Regions from separate parts of the Homo sapiens genome. Here region 2 is linked to region 1. A link is a loop called in an ENCODE intact Hi-C map of the cell type or tissue named here. Cell type or tissue: heart left ventricle. All regions are shown on one strand. Each heading gives the region's core, and the rest is flanking DNA. Links, peaks and the distances in the headings are about the cores only. Region 1 overlaps MMD (monocyte to macrophage differentiation associated). Region 2 overlaps SMIM36 (small integral membrane protein 36).

Evidence for each region. Peaks named below come from ENCODE experiments on the same cell type or tissue, not always from the same donor. Only the 100,000 strongest peaks of a DNase experiment are listed, where the experiment ranks them.
Region 2: a loop joins it to region 1, with 5 times the contacts of the local background. A loop is called at or near these places in 4 of 110 quality-filtered maps.

The regions. Positions count from the first base shown.
Region 1 is chr17:55,389,215-55,398,931 of GRCh38, forward strand. MMD (monocyte to macrophage differentiation associated) reads right to left here. Exons shown (of 7, transcript NM_012329.3): 7 at 3,408-5,320. The coding sequence ends at 5,120. Among named protein-coding and RNA genes, the nearest start is that of MMD, 28 kb to the right of the region's middle. In heart left ventricle, for the core only: no CTCF peak of the experiment used is centred there; no DNase peak of the experiment used is centred there.
Region 2 is chr17:55,453,184-55,462,900 of GRCh38, forward strand. All of the region lies in intron 4 of SMIM36 (small integral membrane protein 36), which reads right to left. Among named protein-coding and RNA genes, the nearest start is that of MMD, 36 kb to the left of the region's middle. RefSeq lists an enhancer at 5,875-5,984. In heart left ventricle, for the core only: no CTCF peak of the experiment used is centred there; a DNase peak (open chromatin) is centred at 5,374.

The DNA.
Region 1 (9,717 bases), core at 1,187-9,186:
AAGAACATATTGGCACTGTCTATTTAAAATAGCAAAAGCAGTAGAAAGACATAAATGCAGTAATTCTAACCTTGTTAAACTAAAAACATTCCTCGGGGCCCCTTGAGAAACTTTTATTTTGCTGCACAAGGAGGGAGGTGAACCAGCTTCTTCGAGGTCAGTTTCCTTTGGAGATTTTCCTATTCCACTCTCCATCTCACTGGCACGTGAGAAGAGTAGACATAAACTGAAGACACCAAGTATAAATGTAGAGATTTGGAAATGAGCTCTATTTTTAAAAGGTCTTCCTTTGGGTAAACCCATCAATAAACCTTTGCCCCAGGAATGGCTCTCTTGAAAATGAAAAAAGCCTCTAGGGTTCCTGGGTTCACTCGGGTTCTGCCACTTACCTTGGGCAAGGAAACTTATTCATCTGTATTTGTTTCCTCATCTGTAAAATGGGAATAAGAAAATGATTTATCTATAAGTTTTTTGTAAACATAAAATGAGATAATCCATGTAAACTAGCAGAGTACCTGATACATAAGAAGCAGTCAGTTGTTTATTATTATTACCTTTAAAACCCAGTCATAAATATGGACGAAGCTGTATGTTCACTGCAGCATTGTTTATATTAAAAAATCTAAAGCAATCTAAATATCCAAAATTAGGCAAATGATTAAGCAAAATAGGCTGCATATCCAGTTCTGAAAGATGATGAAATCATTGAAAATTCTTGCTATGAAATGATATAATAGTAATAATAGTTTTTTGTTTTTTTTTTTTTTGAGATGGAGTCTTGCTCCATTGCCCAGGCTGGAGTGCAGTGGTGTGATCTTGGCTCACAGCAACCTCCACCTCCCAGGTTCAAGCAATTCTCCTGCTTCAGCCTCCTGAGTAGCTGGGATTACAGGCATGCACCGCCAAGTCCAGCTAATTTTTTTTTGTATTTTTAGTAGAGACGGGGTTTCACCATGTTGGTCAGGCTTGTCTTGAACTCCTGACCTCGTGATCCGCCCGCCTTGGCCTCCCAAAGTGTTGGGATTACAGGCGTGAGCCACTGCGCCCGGCCAATATAATAGTATTTTTAAATGCTTATAATAAGTAGGAAAAAGTATATAAAATTACATATGTGGCATATTTACAGCTGTATAATAAAAATAGGGAAATAAAAAATTGCAAGTATATTAAAATATATTATGATAAATGAATGCTGGATAATTTTTAGCTTTCTCTATTTTCCAAAGGATTTTATATAGCTGTATGATTTTTAAAGTAAAAATATTCAAAATATTTTTAAAAATTTAAGTTGTTGCTTCTGGAGTATAATCTGCACTAAGACCCAATGATTGCACAATTGTTTTATTTTATTACTATATTCAGAAAAGAGGACCAGAGGGAAATACGTTAGGCCAAATACTTTTTTCTCTCAAAATAATTTTGTAAATTGTTATTTCTAGGAAAGCACCAATAAAAATGCTGGACATTTTCTTCTTTAGGACATATTTTCTAATATTTACACTCTATTTTCTCATCAACTTTCCTGTGGTTGCCACGAATGTTCTAGCTGACCCTTGTGGTCAAAAAAGCCTCTAAGGCCTAAGAAGCTAAAAGTCAGTTTCCAGCTAGTAAGAGTGCTTGTGATGGACAGGATAAACCTGCTAAAACCAAAGTCTGTCCTAAAAAATGCTTTATTCTCAGTCTTTCCCTTCCACAGCAACATTCTCCAACCTTCCCCCGACCCTGCCCCTTTCATTCAACAAAACTTCTTCACTCTTGTCATAAGCCAGTGCTATGCTAGAAGCTAGGAACAGAAGTGGATGAGACTCTGTCCCTGCCTGAAGGAGGTCAGTCCCAAGACCAGAGGTAAAGACAGTAAACACAATCACAATGCACCATGACAGGGGCCATGAAGGAATATCTGTGCCATGGGGTCAAAGGAGGGCACTACTACTCATGCCAGGGGGAACTTGGTCAATGGCACAAGGGAGATGGGTGGCACCTGATGAAGGCTTGGAATAAGCAACTATTTGCCAGGTAGGAAAGGGGCTGGAGTAAGGGCATTCCAGGCCAAGGAACAGCAGGTACAAAAACACAGCTGCAAAAGCACCATGAGGGCATGTGTGTTGTGGGGGAGGCTGTGAAAATCACTAGCAGGGCTGATGTCAAGTGGGGTTCAGCTGGGGAGAGGGCCGATCAGGCGGAGTCAGCATGTGAAGAGTCCATGCTAAAGCATCTGGCGTGAATCTTATAGGATAATAGTCAGTGGAAGTTTTGGAGCATCGAGACACATGCTCAGATTTTATTTTGGGAAGATAATGCTGGTACAGTGTGGAGGATGAGCTCATTTGAGGGGTGTAAGCAGTGGCAGGGATACAAATGAGGAGGTGGCTGCTGTAGTCTGATGAGTGCTAAGTAGGTCTTTTTAGGACCCTGCAGTGTGAAGAGAGGTGAGGAACCAGACCAGGGAGTTGTGAGAAAGGCAGGGGTGACAGTTCTGGCTGACCTGTTGCATCTGGGGGGTGCAAGAAATCAAGGATGCATGAATGAACAGATGGCTGTGGCCATGCCATTAACTAAGTTAGGAAATTTCAGAAAATAGGTTTGGTGGTAGGATGAGGAAAGATAATGAAATCAGTTTGGGACGGTTTGAGTCAATATGTCTGGGAGCATTTAGGCAGTTGACTAGAGAGAGGTCTAGTCCTTAGAAAATAGTTTAAGGCTGAAGATACTGACCAAGAAGCTGACAGCACAATAGTGGGGACACTCTAGAAATGGATGAGGTCACACTGGTGACCTAAAGGACAGAACTCTTGGGAATCATAACGCTTCAAGACACTCAATCTTCAAAATTAGATTTGACAGAGAGTTATCTGAGGGATTATTGAGGTTCTAAACCATGTGAATAGTGTTTTCTTTTCTGTGTCCATGCCTGATGAATTTTTAGTTCAAGTTTTTTTATTTGTTTCTGCTGACTCTAGAAATGCAGTGGTATAGTCAATGGGAGGCTTCGGAATCAGATAGAGCTGGTTGCTGTTCCAGCTCCCTGATTTAGGATGAAGCAGTTGAACTTCTCTGGCCCTGGTTTCCCACACTACAGAAGAGGTAGAATGGCATCTAACACTAGGAGAGTTGTTAAGATTTATAATCTGCTACTTGTCTGGTTGGTAACATAAAAGACTGTCACCTCAGTCCTATAGAATATTAAATATGCTAAACCAAAAGGCTTACCTTGGTAAGGATGCATCATCTAAAAAACTTGAAATCATTAGGTCCTGACTAGTGTATTTTAAACTGAAAATGTCTGTTGATTAATGTTTGAGCTGACTCTGGCATTTCAATTATTAAAAAGTAGACTAGAAAGTTCTAAGTGACAGGGTGTATTCATTTTTCTTCACAGTCATCTAATTTAGAGACAGTGGAACAAATCCAAGTAACAACTTTATTGTAGTATACAGCACAATTTTTACATACATATTAGTGGTTTTGACAGTGTTACTTTTGAGTAGACCTTAAATGAATCCACAAAGTTAATATATTAAAAATAAAATATACACAGTAAAACAACAGGCATCCAGATGTTCAGAATCATGCAGATAGGAGTGGTTTGGTTGGTGTTATCACTGGGTACCTTGCCTATTTAACTCGCCAGCAAATACCACTTCTTCTGTTTCTCATTCCCATATAATTCATCAAAATCAGAGAGTTCTAAACATATACAAAATAAACCTCTTTTAAAGCCACATCAGTAAAAAATTTCAATTAATAAGGTTATCATCAAACCAAGAATTCCACTGATCATTTGATCAGCCCATTACTAGGAAACAGGCAATATCAGCACCCGATCTAAAGGCAAGCCTATTTCATTTATTAAAACACCAACAAGAGAGATTAATCAACAAAGCAACTATTAACAACATGTTAATCTTAATATAAGACACTGAGAGAAAAGTAAAAATAATACATAAATATCACTCCACTGAGCCAGGATATAACTCATGGACTACAGATACATGAGTTTCTACCTGTCAAACAATGCTTTAAATATTTTTTCTAGGAAAAAAAAAAAAAAACACAATATATGAGAAGATGCAAAGGAAAGGCAGAAATGTGAATTTATGCATCTAGTTCCACAATTTAAAATAAATATCAAACTGACAATATAAAGCTAAGTGACAATGACTTAACCATTGGGCACCAAACAGGCAATACAACTGCTCACTGTAATACATAATGCTCTTCAGGAGTTTCCAGCAGATGGCCATCACAACAATACTGTCATAATACAGAAAAAACATTTATCCACTGTGGAAAGAGACCCTGAAGAGAATGTGGCAAAGGCATAGAGAAAAAGTTGGATCTTTTGAAAAAGTTAATGATATCAAAATACTTTTCCATCACTGGTAAACCAAGCTAGGTCAAGTATATGTCCCAAAGCAGCACTGAATTCAGAGTAAGAGGTTGGCAGAAAAGTTTGGAAAACTGCAGTTTTTAAAAATTGGCAATTTCTCCATGCTTAATAAAACTATCAGAAGAGGTATAATGTTTGTTCGTTTGTGGAATGTTGACTGCTTGCTGCAAAAATTTACAACATGAATGAGGACCTGCAGAGATGCATATCAATGAAATATTTTTTTAAAAATTTACAAAAAACTAAAGTTTCTATTTAAAAAAGAACCATGTTATGCCAAGATGAAACATGGTAAAAAGTAGTGTAAGTTCTGTCCATGATTCTTTACCTAGTGAATGGGAAAGTAATAGAAACAATTTTCTTCTTAAAAAGGAAGGTTTGTTATTGCACTGACTTTTACAACCTGACATAGTAATTTAGAAAAATCATGTAGTAAAATCTGTAAAATTAAAATATAAAAGTCTGGTTTGTAAACATCAGTTGGCCAAGTCTATTCAGAGTCCTTCATGATAGTGGAATGGAATGAATAATTAATTCACTACCTTATTTATTTGCTGTGAGGCAGAAAATTCCAGAACACAGCCTTTATACTTTCACAGTAATTATATTCAAAAGATATAAAGTCAGTGCAGTTATTTTTTTTCTTTCCCTGTGCAATGTTTAGCTCTCACCCCACTCCCAAGTGCCATAATTGAAATAATACTGGTTTGGAGAATTAGTACAGATTGGTCATAAATGCCGCATAAAGTCCGTAGGACTTCGGTAAAGGTATTTCCAAATGGCGTAGTAATGCACTGCAGCTGCCGTGGCCACAAACAGGTGCCAGATGGCGTGGGCAAATGGAATGATGCCATCACTCTTGAAGAACACAACTCCCAAGCAATAAATTAAGCCCCCACAGGCAAGTTCCTGAAGTCCATCGGTGTTGTTCTGTCAACAGAGAAAAAAAAATAAAAAGGGTTTGATGTTACTCTGCATGGCAAGCTACAGATAACTGTAATTCTCTCTAAGGCTCTTGATTTTCTAGACAATGAAGAAGCTGTGTGAACACAATCCTGATCTGTAAACATGAACCAAACATAAAAAAAGTCTCTTATACATCGACCTGGATTGCCCTTTGGACTGACACTCTTGAGTTGAGCAAGCAATCACATTACAGGTCCCAAATGAAAAAGCAGAACATTCTGCTCATTTACAGCATATTTAAGCAAACTGCAATCATAGCCAGACATGGGAGTTCATTTTAATAAAGTGCAATCCTCTGTTCTCATCTTCCCCTTTAAATGCTTCCTTCCCTACTAAGGCAGGCCCAAGCCACTCTATTTATAATTTACATCTCAGGCAGGGTATTTACTTCCCTTTGTCCTTCTCAAACACTGTTCTACACTGATTGCTGCTTTGAGACTTCCCCTGCTTATGTGAGCTTATAGATTCCTTAAGGCTGACACAGGAAAACCGTAACTAGAAGTGACCTCTGAAATCACAGATCACATAGTACAAGATATTTCCTAGCCTTCTAGATGTCTCCAGGCCTTTTTGTATTCGAGCCTGGCCATTGCTTAGCTTAGCAATAAGTTAATATTCTTGTGTGTCTTAGGGCAGAAGGGAGAATTTTTTAGGCTGTTCTTGGTTTTCAAAGACCAAGGCCCATCTACAAGATTAAAATGGCTTGTATGAATGAGGAGAGAGAATAGAGGCAATGCTTAGAAGCTGATGAAGAAACAAGTTAGTCCCCTGGATTTCTGAGGACTAGGAATAGAAAGGAGACAGGTTCTGCAGAGTGAATGGAAACCTAAGGCAGATCACGGCAGGGCCTTGGAAGGGGATAGGTGTGTGGGTGTCCTAGAGGCCTGGGCACTGGGCAGCAGCCTTGTGTGCCCCGCAAGAGTAAAGGGAAGCTCTAACTCAGGCACCTGATTAGAATGGGCCCCAAGGCCCTCGGCTAAAAGCAAGGCAACAATAGACCATCATGAGCTAAGGACCAGGTGTGAGGATCTAGGGCCAGCTGTGAGCTTCAGTCCTTTTTCAAAGTTCACAGAAGCCCCCATGTTTTGTGTGGGATCAAAAGATGGGGAAGGAGCCAATCCAAATGGACTGACATTGGATTTCTTCCTAACCTTGGTAAGAAAGGACTTCAGCTAGATTTATTTTTATTTAAAAAGTAAAAACAAAGACAAAATACCACACGTTATTAATTCCTCAAGGTTATACAGCAATGAATACACATTATACAAAAGTATTTGTGTGTGTATTAGGAGCCCTCTTCTAGGATAGGGGTAAGGCTCTCATCAGATTCGCAAAGGGGCACAGGGACTCCCAAATAGTAAGAGTCACTCATCTAACACAACCCCCTTATTGCAGAGGTGAGGAGACTAAGGCCAGAGCAGTGAAGTGGCCTGAACAAAATCACATGGCCAGTCACTGTTACAAAATATCCTTTTTTTTCCTTTCTGCCAAAACAAGCAAGACACCAAACCAAGTACGCAGGTTAGTTTTGACATGCATTCTGTTAACTAGTATCCTCAAGATACCACATTTACCTCAACTTTCAAAGACCTAGAACATAGTTAATTCTGTATCAAAACAGAATTTTTTTTTCATTATCATTATCATTATTGTAACTATGTGCCAGGCACTGTTTGAAGCACTTCATATATTTATTCATTTAATCTTCACAACGACCCTAAATTAGGTACTATTATCTCCATTATACAGATGAGAAAACTTTTTTATCCAGTCTGACAATCTCTGCCTTTTAGTTGGAGTGTTCAGTCCATTGTGATGTAATTGTTATTATATATGAGGTACCTAATTACTGATATGGTTGTATTGAAGCCTCCCGTCTTGCTCTCTGTTTTCTATTTGGTTTCATCCATCCTTTGTTTCCGTTTTCCAATTTTCCCACCTGCTTTAGACTAAATTGAATAACTTTGGGATTCCATTTTATCTTTTCTCTTGACTACTTAACTATAACATTTATTTTGCTTTTGTTGTTGTTGGTGGTGGTGGTGGTTATTCTTTTTTTTTTCTGAGATGGAGTCTTGTTCTGTTGCCCAGGCTGGAGTGCAGTGCATGATCTCAGCTCACTGCAAACTCCGCCTCCCAGGTTCAAGTGGATTCTCCTGCCTCAGCCTCCCAAGTAGATGGGATTACAGGCGTGTGCCACCACACCTGGCTAATTTTTGTATTTTTAGTAGAGATGGGGTTTCATCATGTCGGTCAGGCTGGTCTCGAACTCCTGACCTCGTGATCCACCCACCTCGGCCTCCCAAAGTGCTGGGATTACAGGCGTGAGCCACCGCGCCTGGCCAGTGGTGGTTATTCTACGGATTACAGTGTGCATCCTTAGCTCATCACAATGTACCTTTATTATTATACCCCCTATACAAGGTTAAGACCCTTAAAACAATGTGCTTCTATTTCTCCACCCCATCCATTGTTACCATGTACTTTACTTCTACATGTTAGAAACCCCCATGTTATCTTGTGAAGAAATTAAGAAATGAAAAACAGCCATGTATTTACATACAAATTCATCATTTCTAGCAATCCTGGTTTATTTATTTATTTATTTAGAGACAGCATCTTGCTCCGTTGCCCAGGCTGGAGTGCAGTGGCACGATCTTGGCTCACTGTAACCTCTGCCTCCCGTGTTCCAGTGATTCTCCTGCCTCAGCCTCCCAAGTAGCTGGGACTACAGGTGCCCACCACCACGCCCAGCTAATTTTTGTATTTTTAGTAGAGACGGGTTTTGCCATGTCGGCTAGGCTGGTCTCGAACTCCTGACCTCAAGTGATCTGCCTGCCTTGGCCTCCCTGGTTAAATTTTTGACATTAATATTACTAAACTGTGCTAACTTCAACTTGAAGTTGACAGGGTTTTTTTGTTTTTTCCTTTCCGCATTTTATTTATTTATTTATTTTATTTTATTTATTTTTGAGATGGAGTCTCATGTTGTTGCCTAGGCTGGAGTGCAGTGGCCCGACCTCAGCTCACTACAACCTCCTACAACCTCCACCTCTTGGGTTCAGGCGATTTTCCTGCCTCAGCCTCAGCCTCTCGAGTAGCTGGGATTACAGGAGTTCTGCCATCACATTCAGCTAATTTTTGTATTTTTAGTAGAGACAGGGTTTCACCATGTTGGCCAGGCTGGTCTTGAACTCCTGACTTCACATGATCCACCCGCCTCAGCCTCCAACGTGCTGGGATTACATGCGTGAGCCACAGCACCCGGACCCTTTCAGCATTTTAAATGTGCCATTACATTGTATTCCTGCTCCCATGAATTCTGATAAAATGTCAGTGGTCATCTTCTCTCCTTGCTCTTTTTTCTCTCTCTGGCTGATTTTAAGGTCTTGTCTTTGCCTTTGTTTTTTAGTAATTTGACTTTAATGTGTCTTAGTGTAGTTTTCTTTGTGTTTATACTGCTCAGGCCTCCTCGTGCTTTGTGGATCTCTAGGTTGATATTTTTCATCAAATTTGGAAAAGTTGTAACTATTATTTCTTCAAAAAAAAAAAAAAAAAAGAAAAGAAAAACTGTAAAACAGAAAACCCAAAACAAAAAACTGCCCCAATTTCTTTCTTCTTTTGTTCATTTTTAAATCACTCTTTTCTCTCATGCTTCAGTTTGTATAGTTTCTACAGACCTGGCTTCAAGTTCACTGAACTTTGCTTCTGCAATATCCAATCTGTTATTAAATCCCTCCAATAATTTTTTTTTCTTAAGACATCACAGTTTTCGGATCTAGAATCTCCATGTGGATTCTTCTTCATAGTCTCCAGGTATTTTCTGAGATTCCTCATCTGTTTTAAACTCCCTGTGTGTGAATCTCAGTATCTCTCCCGTCTTTTGATCTGTGTCTATTGATCTGTTTTCCCTTAGGTATGTGTCACTTTCCAGTTTCTTGCCCATCTGGTAATATTTATTATATATTTATTATTTATTTTATTACATTATTATTGATTTATTTCTGATAATATTTACTTATGGTACATGCTAAGTTGTTACAGTAAAGATTCTGTTGTATTCCTTTAAAAATTGTTGAGTTTTGTTCTGTTAGGCGGTTTATTTACTGGAGGATCAATTTTATCCTTTCAAGGTTTGTCTGGGCCTTGTTATGGCAGTTCTAGAGTAGCCCTCCCTCTAGGGATAGAGTAGCTCTACTCCTAAGCTGTGGCCTTGGCAGGGTCAGCTGAGTGCCTGGGATGTCCAGCACCATCTCTGAACTCTGCTTGGTTGGAACTTCAATGTCTTTCAGCACTGGGAACTGTCCGGAATTTCCATTTATCTTCCAGCCTTCTAAGAGTTATTTGCAACTGGAGCTTGC
Region 2 (9,717 bases), core at 721-8,720, 64 kb after region 1:
TAAACACCTGTAGTCCCAAGCCACTTGCAAGACTGAGGCGGGAAGATGGCTTGAGCCCAGGAGTTTGAGGCTGCAGTGAGCTATGATCAAGCCGCTGTACCCCAGCCTGGGTGACATAAATAAGTAAGTAAATAAATAAATAAATAAAAAGTGAACCCATGCAGTTAGGTTTTGAAGCATTTAGGTTACTCCTGTTTTCTACTCTTCTGCCTTCCTTTCACGTTTAAAGGCCTGCAAACCATATAAATCATCCCATAGGTTTCTTGGCAAGTTCAGCACTGATCCAAATAAAATATACCAGGATCTTTGTTCTGGGAATGGCAGTAACGATTTCCAGGTTGTTTTTAAAAATAATAGTGTATTTTTAAACTTTTTATTCAAGTATAACATATATGCCAAAAGTGCACATATCATTGGTGTACATAGAGTGGATTCTTAGAAGTTGAACACACGCTAATAACTAGCACTGAGAACAAGAATCAGAACATTACCAGATCCCCTGGAAGCCCCTACTGTTCCCTCCCACCCCTGCAGGTAGGAATACACCACAATTTATTTATTAGTTCTACTATTAATGGGAGATTCCCAGGTTTTAACAGTAAAATAGATATTTAGAGTAGTTGGGTCAAGACTAAGTAGGGCAGTGGGATAGATCTTCATTGGGTGATGTCTGAAATAACTTAGTGTTTTCCCCTTTTGAGGATTAGTAGCAGAACTCTCTGATTCTCTAGGAAATATCTACCTGCATGGCAGCATGGGAATTTGCAGTCTGGTCTGACTCCATTAGTTCTCTGTGCATAGAAATGTCAGGCTGGAAGGGGATCAGGGCAAGTTAGAGCCAAGCCCACTTCCTCTTCTCTCCAGCGGAAGGGTCATTAGCAGCTGACCACCAGTGTCAGCTGGGCAGCGATGGAACTGTTGACAAAACCAGAAGTAACTTTCCTAGGAAGTTGGTTTTAAGTAGGTGTTTGGTGTGAGTCTTTGGAATATTCATATTTAAAAAGTGGGTTTAGAAAGATGTTTATTAAAAAGGAGGAAATGTTAAGAGATAAATGAAGCCCCCAAATAAATTATCTCAGACAAAACAAGCTTTCAAAATAAGATAGGAAAAACTGAGAAAGGAAAGTGTCCTGTAGCATTTTGATGTGCATTACAAAAGAGAAAGAACCGCTGAGGTCAGCAATCATCCTGGCTGGATTTACCTCCTCACTAAAAAATAAAAAAGCTGCAGGGATTACCGTTAAAAAACTCACAAAACGAATACCTGTATTGTTTTGCTTTTAAAAGGATCACACGTTATTTTTTAAGACCTAGAAAACATAGATCAACAGAAAGTAAAAATTTTTAATGTTAATTTAACAACTGGGGATAACCACTCATTAACATTTTAATGAGTATCCTTTGAGTCTATATACATGTATTTACACGCCTTTTACATTAATGATGATAGTATACGTACTGCTGTGAAACTTGCTTTAAAAAAGTGTGTTATGGGCTTTCTATGCTTACAATACATTTTTAGTGAAATAAAGCAAGATAAACTTGCACAGGCAAGTTTAAAACCTCTGGCTTCTTATTTGAGGAAAACATAATACAGAAGGTAAAATAATCAAAACAAATTTAAAATCTTCACGATGCATCATAAATATTTTCCCATGCCAGTGACTACTGTTCTACAACATGAGATTTAATGACCATATTTTTTTTCATCGTGAAGAGATACCATAATTTAATGTATTCCCTATGTGTGGGCATTAGGCAATTTTGCATTATTCATTACTAGAACAAACACTGCAATGGATAGTCTTAGAGAGAACTATCTGTGCACATTCATTATTGTTTACTTAGAATAAATTCCTGGAAGAGACATTGCTCAGTCAAAAGCTATGCCCTTTTCAAAGCATTTTGATACTGATTTCCAAATTTCCCTCTGGAGAGGTTGTACTGATTTACAGCCCACCAGCAGTGTTTATGAGTGTTTGCCAATGCTGAGTAAGTGCAAGCATTTAAAGAAGGCTTTGGAAATATGATAGGGAATACATGGTAGCTTGTGGATTCTTTAACCCGTGTTGTGTATAGAGTGTAAATCCTCATCTGGTCTCCGATGCCTTTCGCAACAGGATTGCCACCTATCTCTCTGGCCTCATTTCATCTCCTTCTATTCCTCTCCCACCACCCCCACGCTGCCCCCCTCCCCACACTGTTGTTCAAACAGGATTCATACATTCTTAGCTTTGTGCTTTTTCTCCCTAGATGACACTCATATTCCATCCACTGTCACCTTAGCCTTCCGTAATCGCTTAAAATCTATTAATATCATTTGAGACTGGGTGCAGTGGCTCATGCCTATAATCTCAGCAACTTGGGAGGCCAAGGTGGGAGGATCAGTTGAGCCCAGGAGTTTGGGACCTGCTTGGGCAACATAGTGAGACCTCGTCTCTACGAAAAATCAAAAAAATTAGCCAGTCATGGTGGAGCATGCCTGTGGTTTCAGCAACTCCAGGAAGGCTGAAGTGGGAGGATTGCTTGAATTCGGGAGGTTCGGGCTGCAGTGAGCTGTGATCATGCCACTGCACTCCAGCCTGGGTGACAGAAGGAGAGCTGTTTCAAAAACAAAAACAAACAAACAAACAAACAAAAACAAAAAAAACATGCTGGGTGCGGTGGCTCACACCTGTAATCCCAGCACTTTGGGAGGCCGAGGCACATGGATCATTTGAGGTCAAGAGTTTGAGACCAGCCTGGCCAACACGGTGAAACCCTGTTTCTACTAAAAATACAAAAATTAGCTGAGTGTGGTAGGACGCACCTGTAATCCCAGCTACCTGGGAGGCTGAGGTGGGAGAAAAGCTTGACCCCAGGAGGCGGAGGTTGCAGTGAGCCAAGACCGCACCATTGCACTCCAGCCTGGGCAACAAGTGCAAAACTGTCTCAAAAAAAAAAAAAAAAAAAAAAAAAAAAAGGATCATTTGAAACTGTTTCAAAGTCCATATCCCTCATCAGGTCTTTTCTTGTTCCTCCCAAGCAAAGGGACTCTTTTGCTTCTTCTCCTGTAATTGTTTTATGGCAGTTAATTTTCCCTATACAAGTCACATCCATAGTTCCAGAATGAGGGCTACGGCCCATTCTTAATTGTCTCCTGTACTAGGGGCAAGTCACCTTTCCCTGCTGTGCCTCAGTTTTCTCATCTGTAAAGCACAGAAGTCTGATTCAGATTAGATGATTTTTAAGTACCAATTCACCTTTAACAATTTATCATTCCATCTTTTTTCCCACAGTAGACAAACCTATCCATCAATTCTTCCATATGACTTATTGCACAACCAGGACAGTGATCCCTAAATTTCTTAAGGCCACAGATGCCTTTGAGAATCTGAAGAAAGCCCTGAGCCCTAATTTTCCGCAAATTAATTTAGAGATATGGGCATTCAAGGACAATGTGATTGTTAAACAGTCTGTTTAAGGGCCCAAGATTAAGAACTTGGCTGTTTAAGTCTGTGTTTGTTTGTGTTTCTCTTGAATATAGTAGGAAGGTTCAATAAATATTTTTCAATGTGAATCATATTCAAACAGGAAGGTGAATACTAAAAAATAATTATGTGGGTTTTCTCTTGGGACTTAATTATAAGTTTCATTACTTTCAGGTCACCCTTGGTGTTAAATCTCCACTCATGTCAACACATTAAAAAGGCAAATTGAGAGGCTTTCAAAGTACATTCAAAATAGGCCATGCCCTTTAGTCTTTTAGGCACCATTAAACATCCAGCATTTTGATAAATCCTACATAGCAGTTAGTGATTTCAGATTTCCTGTGTGAGAGGATTGCGAATGGGTAAGCAGTTATAATGTAATGTTTTTCCTCAAACATGAGGACACAGATTTTTGTGAGATTAATTCATGGTCATAAGAGTAGATTGGGAAAGGATAAAAGGATAAACCAGGCAGTTTTCAAATAAATCTGCCTTATTAGAAAATATATAAATGGGCCAGTTGTGGTGGCTCATGCCTGTGATCCCAGCACTTCGGGAGGCTGAGACGGGCGGATCACGAGGTCAGGAGACCAAGACCATCCTGGCCAATATGGTGAAACCCCATCCCTACTAAAAATACAAAAAAAATTAGCTGGGCATGGTGGTGTGCACCCGTAGTCCTAGCTACTCAGGAGGCTGAGGCAGGATAATTGCTTGAACCCAGGAGGCAGAGGTTGCAGTAAGCTGAGATCTCACTATTGCACTCCAGCTTGGGTGACAAGAGTGAAACTCCGTCTCAAAAAAAAAAAAAAAAAAAGAATAGAATAAAATAAAATTGACAGCTCTCGAGATCTTTAAAAAAATTTTTTTTATTTTTATTTTTTGTTTTTGAGACGGAATTTTGCTCTCGTTGTCCAGACTGGAGTGCAATGGTGCGATCTTGGCTCACTGCAACCTCCGCCTCCCGGGTTCAAGCCATTCTCCTGCTTCAGCCTCCCGAGTAGCTGGGATTACAGGCGCCCACAACCATGCCCAGCTAATTTTTGTATTTTTAGTAGAGACGGGATTCACTATATTGGCCAGGCTGGTCTCGAACTCCTGGCCTCAGGCAATCCCCCCACCTCAGCCTCCCAAAGTGCTGGGATTAAAGGCTTGAGCTACCGCGCCGGCCTTTTGTTAATTAAAAAAATAAAAAAATGTTGACATCTGTAGAGATCTTTATCTGGCTATCTCACTAAAGGGAAAAATACTTGACTATGTCATTAATCCAAAGGATGATGCCTGTTCTTGAGATTAGTGGAGGTACAGAATTGGGATTTGCCTGCTAGCTGAACATTTTCATGCGAGTATGTGCTCTCCGCTTTTAGAGTGTGTCTTTTCTCTATTGTTTCTCCTTCCTACTTTACATTAAAGGGAGATGAATGCAATATATACTACTTAGTTTGGGGGTATAAATTCTGTATTGTGAACCTGGATTATTGTTCTCTCTTTAGAACCAATTATTTGGTGTAGTTCAGCAGTAAAACCAAGAATAATGACATGATCCGCTATCTGGATGTTCTATTACTCACTTTCTCCAATTGTTCCTACATCCAAGCAAACAGGCCCCCAGTCACAATCTGCAGCGACAGCAGTTTAATTAATATTCCTTCTGACAATGCTGGTGTAGCTGTTGGTGACTTCCACTTGCGTGGAATTAATATGGGAGTGCTGGGAAGGGAAGACCCTGGTCTCTTTAAATAATAGGAAACCGGGGAAGGGAAGTGCAGGGTAGAGGAGGGCGTGGTCCCTTGTTAGGGATCCACCCCACGGACCTAGGTGAGGACAGACATTTCCTGCCCAACTGTTGCATTTCCCGACACCACCCTGGCCTGCCACGCCCCATCCTGTACCTATAATAACCGTTCTCCACCCCCACCCCCCGCCCCGTACCACACACACATCCTAGCGGGCAGCCACACATCAAAAGGAGCACGTCGGCTGAAGAAGACACAAGCAGCTGGTCGTTGAGAAGAGCTCGCAGAAGAGCATGCCTCCTCTGCGGCCGAAGAGCATGCCCGCAGGCAGTGGAGTCTGGCCAGGGCAGTCTGGCCAGGGCAGTGGGAGGACAGCCGGGCTGCTGAGAGGCCCAACTGCAGGGGAAGACTACCTCCCTTGTGGATCCTCCGTCCGCTGAGAGCTACCTCCACGCAATAAAATTTTACACTCATTCTCCAAGCCCACGTGTGATTTGCTTCTTCCAGTACACCAAGGCAAGAAACCCCGGGGTACAGAAATCCCTCTGTCCTTGTGATAAGGAAGAGGGTCTAATTGAGCTGGTTAATTCAAGTGGTCTGTAGATGGCAAACTGAGAGCACCCTGTAACACACGCCCACTGGGGCCTCAGGAGCTGTCAACATTCACCCCTATACACTACTAACATTCATCCCTAGACACTGCCATGGGGTCGGAGCCCCACAGCCTGTCCGTGTGTATGCTTCCCTAGAGGTTTGAGCAGCGGGGCACTGAAGATGCGAGCCCCACCCCCATCACACGCCCTGAGAGGGGGATTCCCATTTCAGAATAAGAAGTTGACTCACACCATTGATTAATTCGGTTTTGAATGTTTTGTGTTGTTCTAAGTCATCTCTAGGTGACCTGGGCTTGAGTCATCTCTCCAGAGAGTCATTGGATCAAATTTTCTGCAGCTAGGTCCTAGATTTTTTTTGTTGTTGTTCAAATTTATCCTTCTGAAAATATGGCAAAACCTATTTGGTATATGTCCAATATGTGTGGCATATATGGGTCTTTTATGAATTTGAATTTAAGGGACAAAAGTTGGCATAACTATCCTTGCCTCAGGGAAGTTGTCCCTGAATCTCAAGGTGAGGGTAGGTCTACTGTTAGAAATCCTCATACTGTTCAGTTCTTTACAATTTTAGACTTACTGCTATCATATTTATATAGTTGATTATGCAATTATTTGTTTACTGTCTTCCTTCATAAGGAACTATGTCCTTTAAAATGATTTCTCTACCCCAAAGGTTTAGCAACATGCCTAGAATAGATGCTAAAAATGATTTCTTGGCTGGGCATGGTCACAACTGTAATCGGAGCACTTTGGGAGGCCAAGGCAGGAGGCGCGCTTGAGCCCAGAAATTCGAGACCAGCTTTGGCAGTATGGCAAGACCCTGTCTCTACAAAAAATAAAATAAAAAGCTAGGCATGGTGGCATGTGCCTATAATCCCAGCGACTTTGGAGGCTAAGGCAGGGGGATTGTGCCTAGGGGTTGGTGGCTGTAGTAAGCTATGATAGCACCACTGCACTCAGCCTGGGCAACAGAGTGAGACCCTGTTTCTCAAATAAATAAATAACATAAAAATATTTATTGAACAAATTGTTACTATGTATTATTATCACTACTAGTAGTAGTAACATTTGTAGAGGTCTTTGCAGTTTTCAAAGTCCTATATGTTGTTAACTCATCATCCATAGATCTTAAAAACATAATGCTGGCCAGGCATGGTGGCTCACGCCTGTAACCCCAGCACTTTGGGAGGCCGAGGCAGGTGGATCACAAGGTCAGGAGTTCAAGACCAGCCTGGCCAAGATGGTGAAACCCTGTCTCTACTAAAACTACAAAAATTAGCCAGGTGCGGTGGCAGGTGCCTGTAATCCCAGCTACTTGGGAGGCTGAGGCAGGAGAATCGCTTGAATCTGGGCAGCAGAGGATGCAGTGACCCTAGATTGTGCCACTGCATTCCAGCCTGGGCGACAAGAGTGAGACTCTGTCTGGAAACAAAAAACAAAAAACAAAACAAAAAAAAAGAACAACAACAACAAAAAAGCTATAATGCTAAGTGAAAACAAAACAGCACAAGCTTGATGCCATTTATGTAATGGCATAAAATACCATTTACGTAAATTTAAAACATATAAATAGGCCGGGAGCAGTGGCTCACGCCTGTAATCCCAGCACTTTGGGAGGCCGAGGCGGGCAGATCACGAGGTCAGGAGATCGAGACCATCCTGGCTAAAACGGTGAAACCCATCTCTACTAAAAAATACAAAAAAATTAGCTGGGCATGGTGGTGGGTGCCTGTAGTCCCAGCTACTCGGGAGGCTGAGGCAGGAGAATGGCGTGAACCCAGGAGGCGGAGCTTCCAGTGAGCCGAGACTGTGCCACTGCACTGCAGCCTGGGTGACAGAGTGAGACCCTGTCTCAAAAAAACAAAAACAAAAAAAACCATAAATACATGAATTAGCACTATGTAGGATTTAAGAATCCATGTGTACCTAAGCACATATAGTGAACAAGTGAGCTAAAGAGAAAATCTGGGAGAAGGAGATTTGTACTTGTGTAGAGAATAACTTAAGAAACATAATAAAATTAAGCAGGAGTGTGGCCTTGCACAGACTGAAGGTAATAAGATATTGGGAACTGAGAAGTATAATTAACTCTAACCTAAAGCCCAGGAGAGGTAGAAGGGAGAGATTTGTGTACATTAGACTTTGGGAAAAAATCTACAATAATTATTTGCACCATATTTTGAGTGCGTTCAATTTTCCAAACACCTGATTCTTGACTCAACATCACCTTACTCCCCCAAAGCATTGTCCTATTTTTCTTCCTTCTGTCTTTTCTCTTGCTTATACACTCTCAAAATATCCTTGCTAAAAAGAAATGATTATCCATGCAACAACATGGATAAATCTCAACACATAATACTAAATGGAAAAGCCATACTCAACAGGCTATGTACTGTACAATCCCATTTACAGGACATTCTGGAAAAGGTGAAACTATAGGGACAGAAATCAGATCAGTGATTGCCAGGGACTGTGGTGGGGAAGAGGACTGATTATAGAGAAGCAGGAGAGTTGCTTGAGTCCAGGAGTGCCAGGCTGTAGTGAGCTGTGATCATGCCACTGCACTTCAGCCTGGACAACAGAGTGAAACCCTGTCTCAAAAAAACAAAAACAAATACAAAAACAAAGAAAAAACATAAGTAAATTATTTATGTATAAATTATACTGTATATTTAAACACAGAAAGCAAACACATTTCTATGAATTTCCAGAAAAACATAATTCATTTTTATGATCTTCATTTCTTTAATGAGGCAAAAAAGCAAAAACAAAAACCAAAAACCAGAAAGTACAGACTCCCACCAGTGGTGGTATTGAATGAGTTAAATGTCTCCTTGAAATCATACTGTTTTTGATTCTGTAATGTGGTTAGTCAATAGAACAATTCAGGGCAGAGAATTCTTACGGAAGAAGGCTGCAAATGTAGGTTACATTAGGGATCCACTGAGCCACTGATCTGGAGTAACAAATGGGAAAGATTGTAGATATGGTGATAGGCAAATTCATATTTTTCTGGGTAACTTGTTAAGAAGATAGTTAAAGGTCTAGCTTGAAATAATTTTGGACAGATTTTAGGGCAAGCAGTTTGATGTTGTGGAAAGTGTATGGCCTTGGATTAAATCTTGGTTTTAGATGGATAGACTTGGGTTTGAATATTGACTTCCCCACTTAATACTTAAAAGTATGAAGTTAATATAAGTATTAAGTTAATTAATACTTATTAATACTTAATAAGAAGTATATAAAGTTAATATAAGCATTAAGTTAATTAACCTCTGGCTGTTCATTTCCTCATCTGAAAAATGGGCTAATAAAAGCTGCCATGTGCAGGGCATGGTGGCTTATGCCTGTAATCTCAGCACTTTGGGAGGCCAAGGCAGGAGGATCATTTGAGGCCAGGAATTCAAGACCAGCCTTAGCAACGTAGCAAGACCTCATCCCTACAAAAATTTAAAAAATTAGCCAGGTGGCATGTGCCTGTAGTCTTAGTAACTCAGGAGGCTGAAGTGGGAGGATCATTTGAGCCTAGGAATTTGAAGTTGCAGTGAGCTATGACAGAACCACTGCACTCCAGCCTGGGCAACAGAGTGAGATTATGTCTCTAAATAAATAAATAAAAATAAATAAATACATACAAATTTTTAAAAATCTGGCATGCAGCGTTGTCATGAGGATTTGAAATAAAGAACTAAAGCCATACTTTAGTTTTTTAAGGGACTAGCACTTGTTAGGTGCTCAACAATTCATAACACTTTAATATTTACTGTGGGTTAGAATGCACAATCTAAAATAGGTCAGGCCCAGAGACAGAATACTCAGGCCTCTGGGGTTATGAGCCTCAGATGTGGAGAGGTCCTTTGAAGGCCAATTACTGTGTCTGAGGAATGATAGAAGACT